2 separate regions of the Homo sapiens genome follow, and region 2 is linked to region 1. Evidence: chromatin loops called from intact Hi-C (ENCODE). Cell type or tissue: PC-9. All regions are shown on one strand. Links, peaks and the distances in the headings refer to the core of each region. The heading gives the core; the rest is flanking DNA.

Region 1 (8,002 bases), core at 3,669-6,168:
GGACTTGCTTCTAACTGTGTTCTTGTGAGAAGATACTCATGTATGTATGCACCAATAAGAGGATTTGGCTGCCAAATGGATGGATAATTGGATGGACTTGGAGAACACGAAATCAAATCTAATTTATGTAACACAATAATGCGAATTGAATTCAAGTAAATATTTATGACTTAGCTTTGAAAATATTGTGGTGCTTTTAGTTCATAGAAGTCCCACTGACCATATCCCTTGATAATCATTTATATAATGTCCAAAGAAGAAAACATAAAGAGGGAGAAAGACGTAGTATATTTTTAAATTTTGTCCATTTGACTTTAAAGGAAAAGAATGTGAGAGGGGGAGATTCAGATGAATCAAGATTAGTAAGAATAGCTGGCATTGAGTGCCAGGCACGTTACATTCAATTCTTCAAATGATTACATGTTATAGATGAGGAAGCAGAAGTTCAGAGCCATTAAATAACTTTCCAACTAAAAGGAAACATAGCCATGATGTGATTGAAGGCAGTTGTAACTTTACTGCGGCTCCAAAGCACTTAACCACTATGCTATACTGCCATCTAGGACCCAGTGCACAAATATGCACCATATTCACACACAAAAAAATCATTTTCTCTAACATGTTGATTAACTTTGAAGTTAAAAATAAAACTAAAACCCTTTTCTTTATTACATTTATGTGTGAAATTTCACTGCCAGGTAAATATAATACAGTGGTTGTCTCTAATGTGTCCTAGATATAATTTAAATTATATTTAAGTGATGGCTTAGAGTCAGGATTTATTTAGAATGAAGAAGCAGTTTATTTTGTCTTTTTGAAGATAAAGGCAATTATTTTAATTTGCCAAATGTTTCATTTTCTTTCCTCTGAACTTTTTTTGCATAAAAAAGATGCAAGGAAATTTGAACCAAGACATGAATTTTAGCCAAGGTTTTTGTTTTGTTTTGTTTTTGTTGTTATTTTCAAAGGGTAGATGGGATCAAGAGAGAAATTAGGTCTTTTACTTTAGGTTCCCAGTAATTGAGAGCCTGAGGATGGATTTAATCCCAGGATTAAAGTTGTCCTCACAGAATCTTCCCACTCTATTCCCCAAAACACATGCTGAGCAATTGTGCTTACTGTTGTGTTTGCTTACACAGTGCATGTATTTGCTTACAGTTGACCTGGATAGGCTCAATGATGATGCCAAGCGTTACAGTTGCACTCCCAGGAATTACTCGGTCAATATAAGAGAAGAGCTGAAGTTGGCCAATGTGGTCTTCTTTCCACGTTGCCTCCTCGTGCAGCGCTGTGGAGGAAATTGTGGCTGTGGAACTGTCAACTGGAGGTCCTGCACATGCAATTCAGGGAAAACCGTGAAAAAGTATCATGAGGTATGTCATTCTTAGATTTCTTGTTGCAATGCTTAATCTATAGGATTCAGGAAGACAGGGCCATTGCATACAGTTGTTCAGGTTGTTCACTGCACAAGGGCACCCAGCCAGGGTTTGATTAGGAGCAGAAATTCTACCCACACTAGGTTTGCCAAGCCAAGTGTCCTGATGACAGGTTAATCCTATCCTGACGAAGGCACTGTTTTTTCTAATTTGAACAATACACCATGTGGATCAACATCAACATTGTTAGAATATATAATCAAATATGTGATACAGTAATTTCAGAGCTTGACCTACTTGCAGAAAGACAGAAAAAAAGAGAAATATGATGTTATTCATTTACAGGATATGACGGCACAATCTCATAAGCAAAACCTTAATTCAATTATATCATTTAATAAATTTGGCACAATAAAGATAGCAAAATATAAATTGTCAAAGATCTTTTTATTTTCTAAATATGAAGTATGTTTCAACCGGAAATGCTCAGTTTATTTTAACTATTATTAAGTGCTACTCAGGGAATCAGCTCTTGGATTATGCAAAAATAGACAAAAGTAAAAGAATATAGGAGGAACAAAAACTTAAAGAGCACAATAACCTTAATAATAGTAACAATGGCATTTATTGCTTGACAAAAACTATTGTAAGTAATCATTAGCTCATTTAGCACCCCATCAACAATATTGTAAAAATGTCACTATTTTTATTCTTTTTTTATAGGTGAGTAAACTGAGCCCTAAGAGGATCAGTAAGTTGGCCAGCATGGCCTGGTCAGTAAATCACAGAGCCAGGACTCCAACTCCAATCCACTGGTTCCAGGGTCTATGGTTTTTCTTATCACTAGTAATATATAGCACTTTATTGAGCATAAAAGATAGGCCGGGCGCAGTGGCTCACGCCTGTAATCCTAGCACTTTGGGAGGCCGAGGTGGGTGGATCACCTGAGGTCAGGAGTTCAAGAACAGCGTGGCCAACATGGCAAAACCCCGTCTCTACTAAAAATACAAAAATTAGCCAGGCGTGATGGCAGGCACCTGTAATCCCAGCTACTCAGGAGGCTGAGGCGGGAGAATCACTTGAACCCGGGAGGCGGAGGTTGCAGTGAGCTGAGATCGCGCCATTGCACTCCAGCCTGGGTAAAAGAAACTCCATCTCAAAAAAAAAATTACATATATATATATATATATATGTGTGTGTGTGTCTGTGTATATATATATATATATATACACAGACACACACACATAGAGAGAGAGAGAGAGAGTAGACTGAAGAGGAGTTAGAGCTCTTCCGTGACATAGGCAGCAGCTCTAATTACTTTATTATTGTGGAAACACATGCAAGTCACTAAAGTTTTGACTCAGTTTTCACATATTTAAATAGGACTGAAAAATTAATATATCAGATAACCCCTTCCAGAGTTGCTCTGAGGGTCAAATAAAATAATGCATATGAAATATATTTTGCAAGATGTTAAACATCATGCAGAAATATGTTTTAAAATATAAACTAAAATATGAAGCAAACATCATTGTTAGGAATTACTGTTTGAGTTGCTCTCCATCAGTGTCCACAGCAATCCCATTACTGGGTATATACCCAAATGATTATAGATCATTCTGCTATAAAGACACATGCACACATATGTTTATTGCAGCACTATTCACAATAGCAAAGACTTGGAACCAACCCAAATGCCCATCAGTGATAGACTGGATAAAGAAAATGTGGCACATATACACCATGGAATACTTTGCAGCCTTAAAAAAGGATGAGTTCACGTCCTTTGCAGAGACACGGATGAAGCTAGAAACCATCATTCTCAGCAAACTAACACAGGAACAGAAAACCAACCACCACATGTTCTCACTCATAAGTGAGAGTTGAACACAGGGACACAGGGAAGGGAACATCACACACTGGGGGCTGTCGGTGGGTTGGGGGTTGGGGGAGGGATAGCATTAGGAGAAATACCTAATGTAGGTGATGGGTTAAAGGGTGCAGCAAACCACCATGGCACGTGTATACCTACGTAACAAACCTGCACGTTCTGCACAAGTATCCCACAACTTAAAGTATAATAATAATTTTTAAAAAGTGTCCACCACAACAAAGGAATAGGTAGTTCTCTCTAAACAAAATCTCCAGCTTTGTAAAACTGTTTTTTGGAGGCTTTTGTGGTGGTGGTGGTGTTTTGGTTTTGATTTCTATTCTGAAAACAACACAAAAATCGTAGTAAGTTAGGAGGTAACTTCTGGATTAAGCAAAAATGAGTATGTAATAATTGATATTTTCAACTTGGAAAATGTAGGAAATTGTTCCACCATGACCATACTTACTTCAGACAGGGAAACACTATTTTAGCCCTACATGGAACATATTTTCTTAAGTCATAAGAATTGCTTGATCCACCCCACTGTTTTCAAAGGAAAAAAAATGTTCTCATATCTAGAGAATGCTATCATCTATGTTCATTGTGTTTTATTTTTGTATGAACTGATGAACTCTAGATTGGATGTTGTCCTTCACTTCTAAGAACCTGAATTTTATAACCTTTAATCATACCCCAAGGATAAATGCAGAATGCAGTAATCAGGTTATAGTTAAAATAATCTAGGAAGTGACAAGGTCTCTACCTAGTAGTAACTGTGAGGAAGAACATTCAAGGTCAGGACTTTGATGTATTTGTGGAGTGCTTTATTTTTATCTTGACTCTATGCTCAGATAGAATTTTTAGCTTGATTTAAAAAATTACTTATTGTGGGAAGAGCAGAGTGAACCATAGACCCCCAAAGACCCTTGCCTCCCAGCCAGTTAGTTTTGAAGAACACTGAAGGCCTGGCTACCCTCCTCCTCTTAGTTCCTTTCTTATCTCTCTACACAATAACCATTACTTGCAAATTTCTGTTCTCAGTTAATGTGTAGAGGGGAAAACTCTTGATCTCTTTGTTCAGTCGCATGAGTGGATTTGAAACATTGGCATCCTTTGAAACTGTATCTAAAGCATCTCTTTAAGACATGTGTCCTAATATTTTTACTTCTAGAACTCTGCAAAGCTCTATAAAATCACTCTGTCAAGTGCTGGATGAAAGGAAAAATAAACATCCATCACCAGCCAGTAACTGCTTACCTGGAACAAACACTCCTGTCATATGCCCCTGAGACTCCTGAAATACCTTTGAGATGTGTCACAATTATCACTGTCAAGTGCCCTGTGGGAAACAGCAAAAGGCTTATTCCATTTCCAGAAGTGGGGGTTGCTTGAGCCTAGTCTCATTAGGGAAAAATTCTAGTCCTTTATTCTGAATTCTGTGTCTGTATTCTTACCTCTGAGAAATGAGAAACCAGTTTCCCCAGCTCATGGTTGCAACTGATGAGATGTGAAATGAGTTTCTGTGAAAGATGAGCACCCTTAAGGGGGTAATGAGACCTTGTCACATAACAGGCTTGTGTGATTCTCCACAAATATTTCAGTGCTCAACCTTAAGGAATTTAAATCTGGGAAACTGGAAAGCTTCTAACGAAGCTAATATTGCTTTTTTCACAGGTCATATTAGTTGTCCTGTAGGGTTTTGAGCGGTTTTCACTGTGCAGTAAAATGTGACTGTCTTTATTATTTCTTGCTCTCAAAAGTTTGTAGGTACCCTGTTGAAGTATTTTTCCTCTTTCTAAACAATCATTCTATGCTTCTTGGAATATACTAGATATAGAGTAGGAAAAATACCTTTTCTTCCACCCTTCCTAGGTTCATGGCTGAGGCCACTATAACAAAAGACAGAATAACAAAGGAAAAGTGTACTCATTTATTGAATATGTTTTACGTGACACAGAGGCCTTGGTAAGGAAGACCCAAAAAAGTGGTTCAACCTGATAATTTTTTACAGTAAGTTTGATAAAGTGTGGATAGTTGTGGAGAAATATGATAGGGCAGAGTATGATCTAATGGTAATAAACTGGGGAAAATTAGCAAGGCCTGTTTGTTCAGATTCTTATTTGTTCTACCTTTGTCTTTGGAGATAAGGATTCTTAGGCCAGGAGCAGTGGCTCATGCCTGTAATCTCAGCACTTTGAGAGGCCAAGGTGGGATGATCCCTTGAGGCTATGAGTTCAAGATCAACCGGGTCAACATAGCGAGACCCCCCCATCTCTAAAAAAAAAATAAATAAATAATAAAAAAAAGGAATTATTTTTAAGTAGCCAAGTGTGGAGGATGTGTCTGTGGTCTGAGCTACTTGGGAGGCTGAGGCAGGAGAATTGCTTGAGCCCAGGAGTTCAAGGTTGCAGCAGAACATGATCATGCAACTGCACTCTAGCCTGGGTGACAGAGTAAGACCACATCTCAAACAAAAAGGCGGGGGGGAATTCTTCTTTCTTCTGGGTATAACAGGGGCACCTCTCGCATGAGGGTCTTATGACTTGCTACATGGGAAGGTCAGAAAATCCTAGGTTTTATGACTTCCTTCAGGATGGAGGGTGAGGGGAAGGTCAGAGTGATCTTTCTGCTTTTCTTGTTTTCTCAAATTCCTTCAGCTTAAAACATTTGGGAGTACAGTGTCCTGAACCCCATCATAGAATATAAAAGATAATTTGGGTAGTGATTTTTGTTAAAGGGAGGATTCCAGAAAAACGTATTGTGTAGACAATTAGAAGAAACTATTATTTCAGTTCTCTTCTCTTGATAGTGTATAATGAAGGAAGAGGATATTTCCTAAAAGTATAGTGACCTATTAAATTATTACTCAACTGTTTTTCATGATTTGGTGCCCTGGCTGTATCCATTTAGTCAACAGCCAAAAACATAGGAAGCATCAAAGAGATAAAGATAGATGTTAATTTCCTCTGTTCTTCCTCTCATAATTTTCTCAGGATGCTTGACCTAACCACCTGCACTGTCTAATAGATCTTCCTGTAGTGATAGGAATAACCTATATTTGCAATGTTCCATATGGTAGTCACTAGCAACATGTGGCTGTTGGGCACTTGAAATGTGTGTAGCACAAATAGAAACTAAATTTTTAATTTTATTTAGTTTTAACTAATTGAAATTTAAATTACCACACAAGGCCGTGACTACCTTGTTGAATGGCACAAGCCTATACCTATCTCTGATTCTGGCACATTTATAGCATCTAGAATCACTTAGACATCTAGACAAAATGAAAAAAAAATGACTTCTTCTTGTTCTAAGGTAGAATTTTGTATTAAACATTTGCATTTTATCACAGTTTAAGAGTTAGGAGATGTATTAATAAATTGGTACAGATTATCCTCAATGATGGTTAGATTTAGATTTTTTTTTTTTTTACTTTTCAGTGGGTTTATGGGGGGGTATTAATGCATTTTCAACTTAAAATATTTTTAACCTCCAATGGGTTTATCAGGATATAGCCCCATCATAAGTCAACGAGCATCTGTATTTATACATGAAATATGAGGTTAGAGTAATACACTGTTGACCTTCAGATTTGAGGTAAAAGAATAGTACTTTGTTTTTACATGTTTGAAACGTCTGTTATTGAAAAAAAAGTACCTAAATTTTCAAATTGAGACCAAAGAAACAGAAAATAAATTTCGCGCAAGGAGTTTTCCTTCTCTAGCAATAGGGAGGGAGTTTTTGGGTCATGATTATACCTAACCATAATAAAAGTCAAGAAAATCTCTTTTCTGTTATTTTTTTGGAAACCTCATAGCTAGAACTTGTGGAGTCTCTCTGCCTCTTGTCCTTTCTCCACCTTTAAGTGAAGCCTCATGGTCTGTGATGTTTTCCTACCAAGAGAGGGCAATAGAGCAGAAAACTTGCAGGACTAGAAAAGATGTGGGTTCTGGTTCCAGCTTTGCCACATGGAGGGGCAACTGAGGACCAGCCACTTAAAACTTCCCAGGGCCTCAGGTTTCCTCACTTAATCCCCATAATAACCTACAATTTTGAGTTCCCAGGCAAACCTGAAATTACATCATATTCATTATCTGTTGTTACACTTTATCCTGCCCCCAAAATCTTAATGAAATTGTGTAAGGAATAAAAACAAATTGGTGGTTGAAATGCTAGGTAAATGCAAAAAGAATAAAGATATGATCCAGAACAGTAAATGTTTATAGACTGCTTATAAAAAAGTTAATTCACTCATCTTGACAATGGCAATGATAACACATGTGCTTCTTACCACCTGGGGATACTGGGTGAATGAAGGCATCTGAAGACTATAAAGTACAAGACAGATGTGGGTGGAATTAGATGAGAGCCTGGTCTGGCTTTCTCAGTTCTGATTACATTTCTTCCCTGATGACTCACTTACAAGTTAGTGAACTCCTTGTTTAAGTATTACAAACTGCACACCTTCTCCCTTCTCAATCTAGCTTCACATCAGGCCTTCCTGCCAAAGCGGCAAACTTGCCACATGGGGCAAGGTACTCCCCAAGCAGACAAGGCCCATCTGTGTCATGAGTGATACCCAATGCTAATGCCATGCTCTGAAATGTAGTGCCCACCCAGGCTTTCCATTATGTTTTCTGCAATTGGTAGGCTGAACATGTAGTCAATAATCCTCTAAGGTGCTGTCAAAATCATTTAACTATTTAGTTCTGTAAAGTTAAAACTGCAACTGAGTACACCTCATAGTAACCCT
Region 2 (8,002 bases), core at 2,150-4,649, 180 kb after region 1:
GGCTTTTGTTGCCATTGCTTTTGGTGTTTTAGACATGAAGTCCTTGCCCATGCCTATGTCCTGAATGGTAATGCCTAGGTATTCTTCTAGGGTTTTTATGGTTTTAGGTCTAACGTTTAAGTCTTTAATCCATCTTGAATTAATTTTTGTATAAGGTATAAGGAAGGGATCCAGTTTCAGCTTTCTACATATGGCTAGCCAGTTTTCCCAGCACCATTTATTAAATAGGGAATCCTTTTCCCATTGCTTATTTTTCTTAGGTTTGTCAAAGATCTGATAGTTGTAGATATGCTGCATTATTTCTGAGGGCTCTGTTCTGTTCCATTGCTCTATATCTCTGTTTTGGTACCTGTACCATGCTGTTTTGGTTACTGTAGCCTTGTAGTATAGTTTGAAGTCAGGTAGCATGATGCCTCCAGCTTTGTTCTTTTGGCTTAGGATTGACTTGGCGATGAGAGCTCTTTTTTGGTTCCATATGAACTTTACAGTAGTTTTTTCCAGTTCTGTGAAGAAAGTAATTGGTAGCTTGATGGGGATGGCATTGAATCTATAAATTACCTTGGGCAGTATGGCCATTTTCATGATATTGATTCTTCCTACCCATGAGCATGGAATGTTCTTCCATTTGTTTGTATCCTCTTTTATTTCATTGAGCAGTGGTTTGTAGTTCTCCTTGAAGAGGTCCTTCGTGTCCCTTGTAAGTTGGATTCCTAGGTATTTTATTCTCTTTGAAGCAATTGTGAATGGGAGTTCACTCATGATTTGGCTCTCTGTTTGTCTGTTATTGGTGTATAAGAGTGCTTGTGATTTTTGTACATTGATTTTGTATCCTGAGACTTTGCTGAAGTTGCTTATCAGCTTAAGGAGATTTTGGGCTGAGACAATGGGGTTTTCTAGATATACAATCATGTCATCTGCAAACAGGGACAATTTGACTTCCTCTTTTCCTAATTGAATACCCTTTATTTCCTTCTCCTGCCTAATTGCCCTGGCCAGAGCTTCCAACACTATGTTGAATAGGAGTGGTGAGAGAGGGCATCCCTGTCTTGTGCCAGTTTTCAAAGGGAATGCTTCCAGTTTTTGCCCATTCAGTATGATATTGGCTGTGGGTTTTTCATAGATAGCTCTTATTATTTTGAGATACATCCCAACAATACCTAATTTATTGAGAGTTTTTAGCATGAAGGGTTGTTGAATTTTGTCAAAGGCTTTTTCTGCATGTATTGAGATAATCATGTGGTTTTTGTCTTTGGTTCTGTTTATATGCTGGATTACATTTATTGATTTGCGTATATTGAACCAGCCTTGCATCCCAGGGTTGAAGCCCACTTGATCATGGTGTATACGCTTTTTGATGTGCTCCTGGATTTGGTTTGCCAGTATTTTATTGAGGATTTTTGCATCAATGTTCATCAAGGATATTGGTATAAAATTCTCTTTTTTGGTTGTGTCTCTGCCTGGCTTTGGTATCAGGATGATGCTGGCCTCATAAAATGAGTTAGGGAGGATTCCCTCTTTTTCTGTTGATTGGAATAGTTTCAGAAGGAATGGTACCAATTCCTCCTTGTACCTCAGGTACAATTCAGCTGTGAATCCATCTGGTCCTGGACTCTTTTTTGTTGGTAAGCTATTGATTATTGCCACAATTTCAGAGCCTGTTATTGGTCTATTCGGAGATTCAACTTCTTCCTGGTTTAGTCTTGGGAGGGTGTGTGTGTCGAGGAATTTATCCATTTCTTCTAGATTTTCTAGTTTATTTGTGTAGAGGTGTTTGTAGCATTCTCTGATGGTAGTTTGTATTTCTGTGGGATCGGTGGTGATATCCCCTTTATCATTTTTTATTGCGTCTATTTGATTCTTCTCTCTTTTCTTCTTTATTAGTCTTGCTAGTGGTCTATCAATTTTGTTGATCCTTTCAAAAAACCAGCTCCTGGATTCATTAATTTTTTGAAGGGTTTTTTGTTTCTCTATTTCCTTCAGTTCTGCTCTGATTTTAGTTATTTCTTGCCTTCTGCTAGCTTTTGAATGTGTTTGCTCTTGCTTTTCTAGTTCTTTTAATTGTGATGTTAGGGTGTCAATTTTGGATCTTTCCTGCTTTCTCTTGTGGGCATTTAGTGCTATAAATTTGCCTCTACACACTGCTTTGAATGTGTCCCAGAGATTCTGGTATGTTGTATCTTTGTTCTCATTGGTTTCAAAGAACATCTTTATTTCTGCCTTCATTTCATTATGTACCGAGTAGTCATTCAGGAGCAGGTTGTTCAGTTTCCATGTGGTTGAGTGGTTTTGAGTGAGTTTCCTAATCCTGAGTTCTAGTTTGATTGCACTGTGGTCTGAGAGACAGTTTGTTATAATTTCTGTTCTTTTACATTTGCTGAGGAGAGCTTTACTTCCAACTATGTGGTCAATTTTGGAATAGGTGTGGTGTGGTGCTGAAAAAAATGTATATTCTGTTGATTTGGGGTGGAGAGTTCTGTAGATGTCTATTAGGTCCGCTGGGTGCAGAGCTGAGTTCAATTCCTGGGTATCCTTGTTAACATTCTGTCTCGTTGATCCGTCTAATATTGACAGTGGGGTGTTAAAGTCTCCCATTATTATTGTGTGGCAGTCTAAGACTCTTTGTGGGTCTCTTAGGACTTGCTTTATGAATCTGGGTGCTCTTGTATTGGGTGCATATATATTTAGGATAGTTAGCTCTTCTTGTTGAATTGATCCCTTTACCATTATGTAATGGCCTTCTTTGTCTCTTTTGAACTTTGTCGTTTTAAAGTCTGTTTTATCAGAGACTAGGATTGCAACCCCTGCCTTTTTTTGTTTTCCATTTGCTTGGTAGATCTTCCTCCATCCTTTTATTTTGAGCCTCTATGTGTCTCTGCACATGAGATGGGTTTCCTGAATAGAGCACACTGATGGGTCTTGAGTCTTTATCCAATTTGCCAGTCTGTGTCTTTTAATTGGAGCCTTCCTCTGGAAGTTTTGTCTCAGAGGACTACCTAGCCGTGTGAGGTGTCAGTCTGCCCCTACTGGGGGGTGCCTCCCAGTTAGGCTGCTCGGGGGTGGGGGGTCAGGGACCCACTTGAAGAGGCATTCTGCCCGTTCTCAGATCTCCAGCTGTGTACTGGGAGAACCACTGCTCTCTTCAAAGCTGTCAGACAGGGACATTTAAGTCTGCGGAGGTTACTGCTGTCTTTTTGTTTGTCTGTGCCCTGCCCCCAGAGGTGGAGCCTACAGAGGCAGGCAGGCCTCCTTGAGCTGTGGTGGGCTCCACCCAGTTCGAGTTTCCTGGCTGCTTTGTTTACCTAAGCAAGCCTGGGAAATGGCGGGCACCCCTCCCCCAGCCTCGCTGCTGCCTTGCAGTTTGATCTCAGACTGCTGTGCTAGCCATCAGGAGACTCCGTGGGCGTCTCGCTGCCAGGACCTTCCCAGCCATGTGCGGGATATAATCTCGTGGTGCACCGTTTTTTAAGCCCGTCGGAAATGCGCAGTATTCGGGTGGGAGTGACCCCATTTTCCAGGTGCCCTCTGTCACCCCTTTCTTTGACTAGGAAAGGGAACTTCCTGACCCCTTGTGCTTCCCGAGTGAGGCAATGCCTCGCCCTGCTTCAGCTCGTGTACGGTATGCTGCACCCACTGTCCTGTGCCCACTGTCTGGCACTCCCTAGTGAGATGAACCTGGTACCTAGGATGGAAATGCAGAAATCACCCATCTTTTGTGTCGCTCACGCTGGGAGCTGTAGACTGGAGCTGTTCCTCTTTGGCCATCTTGGCTGCTTCCCACAATAATTGTTAAGTAGTCTTTAAGGTTTATAAATCCCTTTCATATGTATTATTTAATTTACTCCTCATGACAGCCATATAAGGTATCATCATTACTTTCCCTGTTTTGCATGTTGGGAATTGGGCCTCAAAAAGGAAAAATGATTTATTTGTCCAAGTTTACTCAGTAAGAATCAGAGCAAGTTTTCAGGCTTTGTTTCCCTGACTTCAAATACTAAGCCTTTTTATTCCCCAGGGCATGAACTCCCACTCAAGTTCAAGTGAAACTGCTTAGAAGTAGTATATATATATTTATAAGTATAGTGCAAACAGTTAGGTCCCAATGATACTTCATTGTCCAAATGCAATAACTAAAATTTTTTGAGAACTTCAAGCACTGTCTAAACACTTTGTGTGTACTGACTCATTTAATCCTTATGAGAATATTATGAGGTAGTCACCATCATCTTCATCATCTTCATTACCATCTTCTTCCCCATATTACAGAAACTAAGGCACAGAAGTGTTAGAGATAATGATGAGCATCTCAAATAGCTCATGGTAGATCTGGGATTTGGACCCAGGCAATCTGATGTAAAAGCCCCTGCCCTAAATCTCTACACTCTGCTTCCTATTACTGAGACTGGTCATAAACATCTGTCACTGGAACCATCCCTCTCAGACCTAGCACATGCACCAGAGCTCAAGGGTGAAATAGGAGTTTCAATGTAATCCATTGTTTTGGAACTCATAATCCAGAACCTATTGTGTAGTTTTGTTCCACCATTCATTCACTTACTCATTGAAACATTCACTCATTCATCCATTCAGTGGATACCTACAGATCTCTTACTGCATGCCAAGGTTTCTGCTGGGAGCTCTGCCAGCAACTGTGGGCCCTGGGCCTCTCCGCAAGAGTCTCTCCCATCCTGCCTCGTGATGTTAATCCACATACCTTCATGCTCTCTCTGTGGTGCCTCCAATCCTGCACACAGCATTCCAGGCATCTATGCACGGATACCCCCTTTCCACTTACACAAAGCCCTTTATATTCAGCAACATTCTATAGCTCCTCACAGCAAACCCTAGAGGATGGAGCAGTCATTGTTGCTGATTCCCACTTACAGATGAGAGAGTTCAACTTTTGCTTTTTTAGTTAAACCTCTGTATCAAGGTAACTCTCAGAAAAGTCTTCCAATAATTAAATATTACATTTGGAGAGTGAAACATCATTGGCTCTCAGCCACAGGGCTACAGGGGTGTTATGTATAATTGGATAACTAATAATAAACTACCAAAATTTGCCAGTAATTTTTTTCTAAAAAGAAATTTATGTGCGTTCCATGTTATCTCTGTAAGAACCTAGCTTTTACTTGCATTTCTATATGTTTTCTTTTGTAGAAGTAACAGTGCTATAACTGGTGGGTGCTAGGAATTGCTCCAACATGCAATCTCTCTGTACCACAGCCCAGGGGAAGCTGTTGTCAGGAATAGTAGCTTGTCCAAGGTCACATAGTGTCAGAACCGGGACTCAAATGAGGTCCCAATTCCCTAGACTATTGGTGATTTTTTTTTCCACTCCATGACATCCTGTCCCGCTTTCCTACCTCAACTCTGCCTTTTGGAATCCTACCCTGAAAACCTTGTTTTAACAGGGTGGGACCAGGGCCAGAAAAGGTCAGAACGAGTCCACTTACAATTTTTGGACACACTTCTGGAAAGGCTTCCCACAACACCAACAATGACTGCCAGGGCCTGCCAACAGCTCCCAAGTTCTAAGTTGCCAACCCTCACCAAAGATAGCACATGCTAGTCTAATTATTTCTTACCCTTTCAAAGCAAATATTCCTGAAGAAAGACTGGCCTATCACTTGTTAAAATGCATTGTGAGCATTTCTAGGCACTCTGACTAAAAAAAAAAATTTTAAAGCTCTGTCAGTTTCATGCAAATAGTGTGTAAGTTGAAAGCGTACTGTCAAATATTCGAGCCCTGAAGGGTTTGAGGCAAAACCAAGAGAAGCAATCAATGAGGAGATTTTTCATGGACCTTGGCTCATTTACATTCTGCTAATTTACTGAGACAAAGTGAAGCCTGGCAACTAATTGAGAAGGCTCTTGATGCTGGAATATTTTGTGTAAATGAAAACCTGCCAGTCTGGTTTTTTTTTTTTTTTTTTTGAGAAAAATATGCTTCTAAAGACAGAATTATTTAATATTATAGATGTTTAGATTTCTACATTTAAAAGTGTAAAAGTGGACATAAAACATCTTAATTAAATCGGTTTCTCTGCAAAGGACTGAGCAATGGCTTTTGGCTCCTGAAGGCTGGTATTAAATTTAGTGTCTCTTGCAGAACTGAAGTCTTTATGATACCACACTGCGGTAACTGTGAGTGTGGTTGCAAGTGTGAATTATTTGTGCTGAAGGCCTAGGGAATGCTGTTATAACTTAAACTGTTTTAGATCTACAAAGAGCAAATAACTGGAACAGATAAGATTTCCCATTGTCACATGCTGTGGCTTGGAACTCAGACACAGGGAGCCAGTTGGGAAGAGAAATAGGGAAACTTTCTTTATATCTTTTATCTTTCTGACCAAATGAAAGGTATAAACACAGGATTCTGAACTGACTAGCATGTTCATGCAAATGCAGGGAGCTAGGGGAACAAACCCAATGAAGATATTTTACAGTTTGGTATTTTTCGCTCCCCTTCAAATTTAAGGGCAAGACACTTTGCCTGGTATAGTGCCCTTTGGGTTTGGAAAGCACATATTGGGGCTTAATTGAATTGTTCCTTATAATAGTCTGGGACCACACATGTTAGTTACCTCTGCCCCATTAGGCCACAAGCTGGTCCATGATCACCCTTCTTAATTTGCATTTTTGGCTCCTGGTATCAACATCAGGACACTCATTCTGAGGCAGAATGCCAAAAACATAGACCCCAGACGCCCTAATCTAAGTGTTCTAGTTCTGTGATGGTATGAGATTGAGTTAGGCAGACAGAGGACTGGTGAACTGTATATGGATTCTGAAACTGTGAATTGTGCATCTTCTGAGTAATTGGTTTAGAAGCAATCAGGGGTTTAGCTAGAACAGTCGGGTTTCTGGTGTTGGCAGCAGGCTCTTGGAGTGCCTTCGTAATGTTTCATCCTCTTCACGTGTACAGGGCACAGTAAATCAGGTATTTGTAAGTCAGGGCTGCCTGTGCCAGAAGCATGTAAAAATAGCATGTATTGAGTACTACTGTGAGTCAGGCACAGTGCTAAGTGCTTTGCATACACAATCTTCTTCAATCCTTACTTTAGTCCTCTGTGATGTGTATTCTTGTTAACATCCCCAAAAGAAGACAGAAAGGCTAAATAATTTGTCCAGAGTGAAAGACCTGGTAACTGGCAGAGGCAGGATTTGACCCTGTCCGAACTTACCAAGTGCAATGAACAAAATACTACTTCCAGGTAGAAAGAAGAGAGTTGAACATCTAGGTAGAAAGAAGAGAGAAAGCCTCTAGGGATCAGGATGAGTCATGCAGCAGGTCACCGAGCAAGATGATTAAAACACTGGAATCAAGGAACAAATCTCCAAAGTCAGTTTCCAAGAAATGTAATTTAAATGTTTCATGCAATAGCATCTTACCTTTGATCATGATATTTTTCAAAGTTGACTACTGGAAACACAAATTAAAAAAAAAAAAGCTTTAAAGTTATCCATAGAAGATCAATGTAAAGTTGAAACTCACATGTACAACCTGTTAAGGCACAATGTCCTACTTTGTGGTTTTCACACCAGGCTTGGGAGACTGCAAACACTTATTAATCTTATGCATGTGGCTGGGTGCACAAAAGCCAGCCCATGCATTTGGCCTTTGGATAGGAAACCCACAACTCACACCAGGAGGACATATGTCCTAAAATTTCCTTGAAGAGAGGTAGGCAAATTCTTATTTCACAGGCTTTTGGAGCAACTGGGTTAAGTGATCCCTTCTGTCTGTCTCCTTGTTCTTCTGCCACAATGCCAATGGTCCAGGCTCTTCACAGGGGTAAGACAAATTCCTGAGTGCCCAATGGGCACTCTACACTGGAGATGGAATCAGGGCACCATCTTGGATCCAGTGAGCACCCTAGGAAAGTAAATCTCACTCAAAGATGAGAGGGCTGAGTTCCCTCCACCCTTCCTAGTCAGCTGCCTTGAATTGTCTATTGGCTACTTCTGGGATGTTTTTGTATTTCCTGGGCTGGTCTGATTT

The links. Hi-C counts contacts between places; a loop is a spot of excess contacts. Peaks named below come from ENCODE experiments on the same cell type or tissue, not always from the same donor. Only the 100,000 strongest peaks of a DNase experiment are listed, where the experiment ranks them.
Region 2: a loop joins it to region 1, with 9 times the contacts of the local background. A loop is called at or near these places in 2 of 110 quality-filtered maps.

The regions. Positions count from the first base shown.
Region 1 is chr11:103,920,283-103,928,284 of GRCh38, reverse strand. It overlaps PDGFD (platelet derived growth factor D), which reads left to right. Exons shown (of 7, transcript NM_025208.5): 6 at 1,159-1,373. Among named protein-coding and RNA genes, the nearest start is that of PDGFDDN, 17 kb to the right of the region's middle. In PC-9, for the core only: no CTCF peak of the experiment used is centred there; DNase peaks (open chromatin) are centred at 4,614 and 5,274; H3K27ac peaks cover 2,500 bases.
Region 2 is chr11:103,734,665-103,742,666 of GRCh38, reverse strand. No RefSeq gene overlaps it. Among named protein-coding and RNA genes, the nearest start is that of MIR4693, 110 kb to the left of the region's middle. RefSeq lists an enhancer at 2,950-3,495. In PC-9, for the core only: no CTCF peak of the experiment used is centred there; no DNase peak of the experiment used is centred there; H3K4me3 peaks cover 923 bases.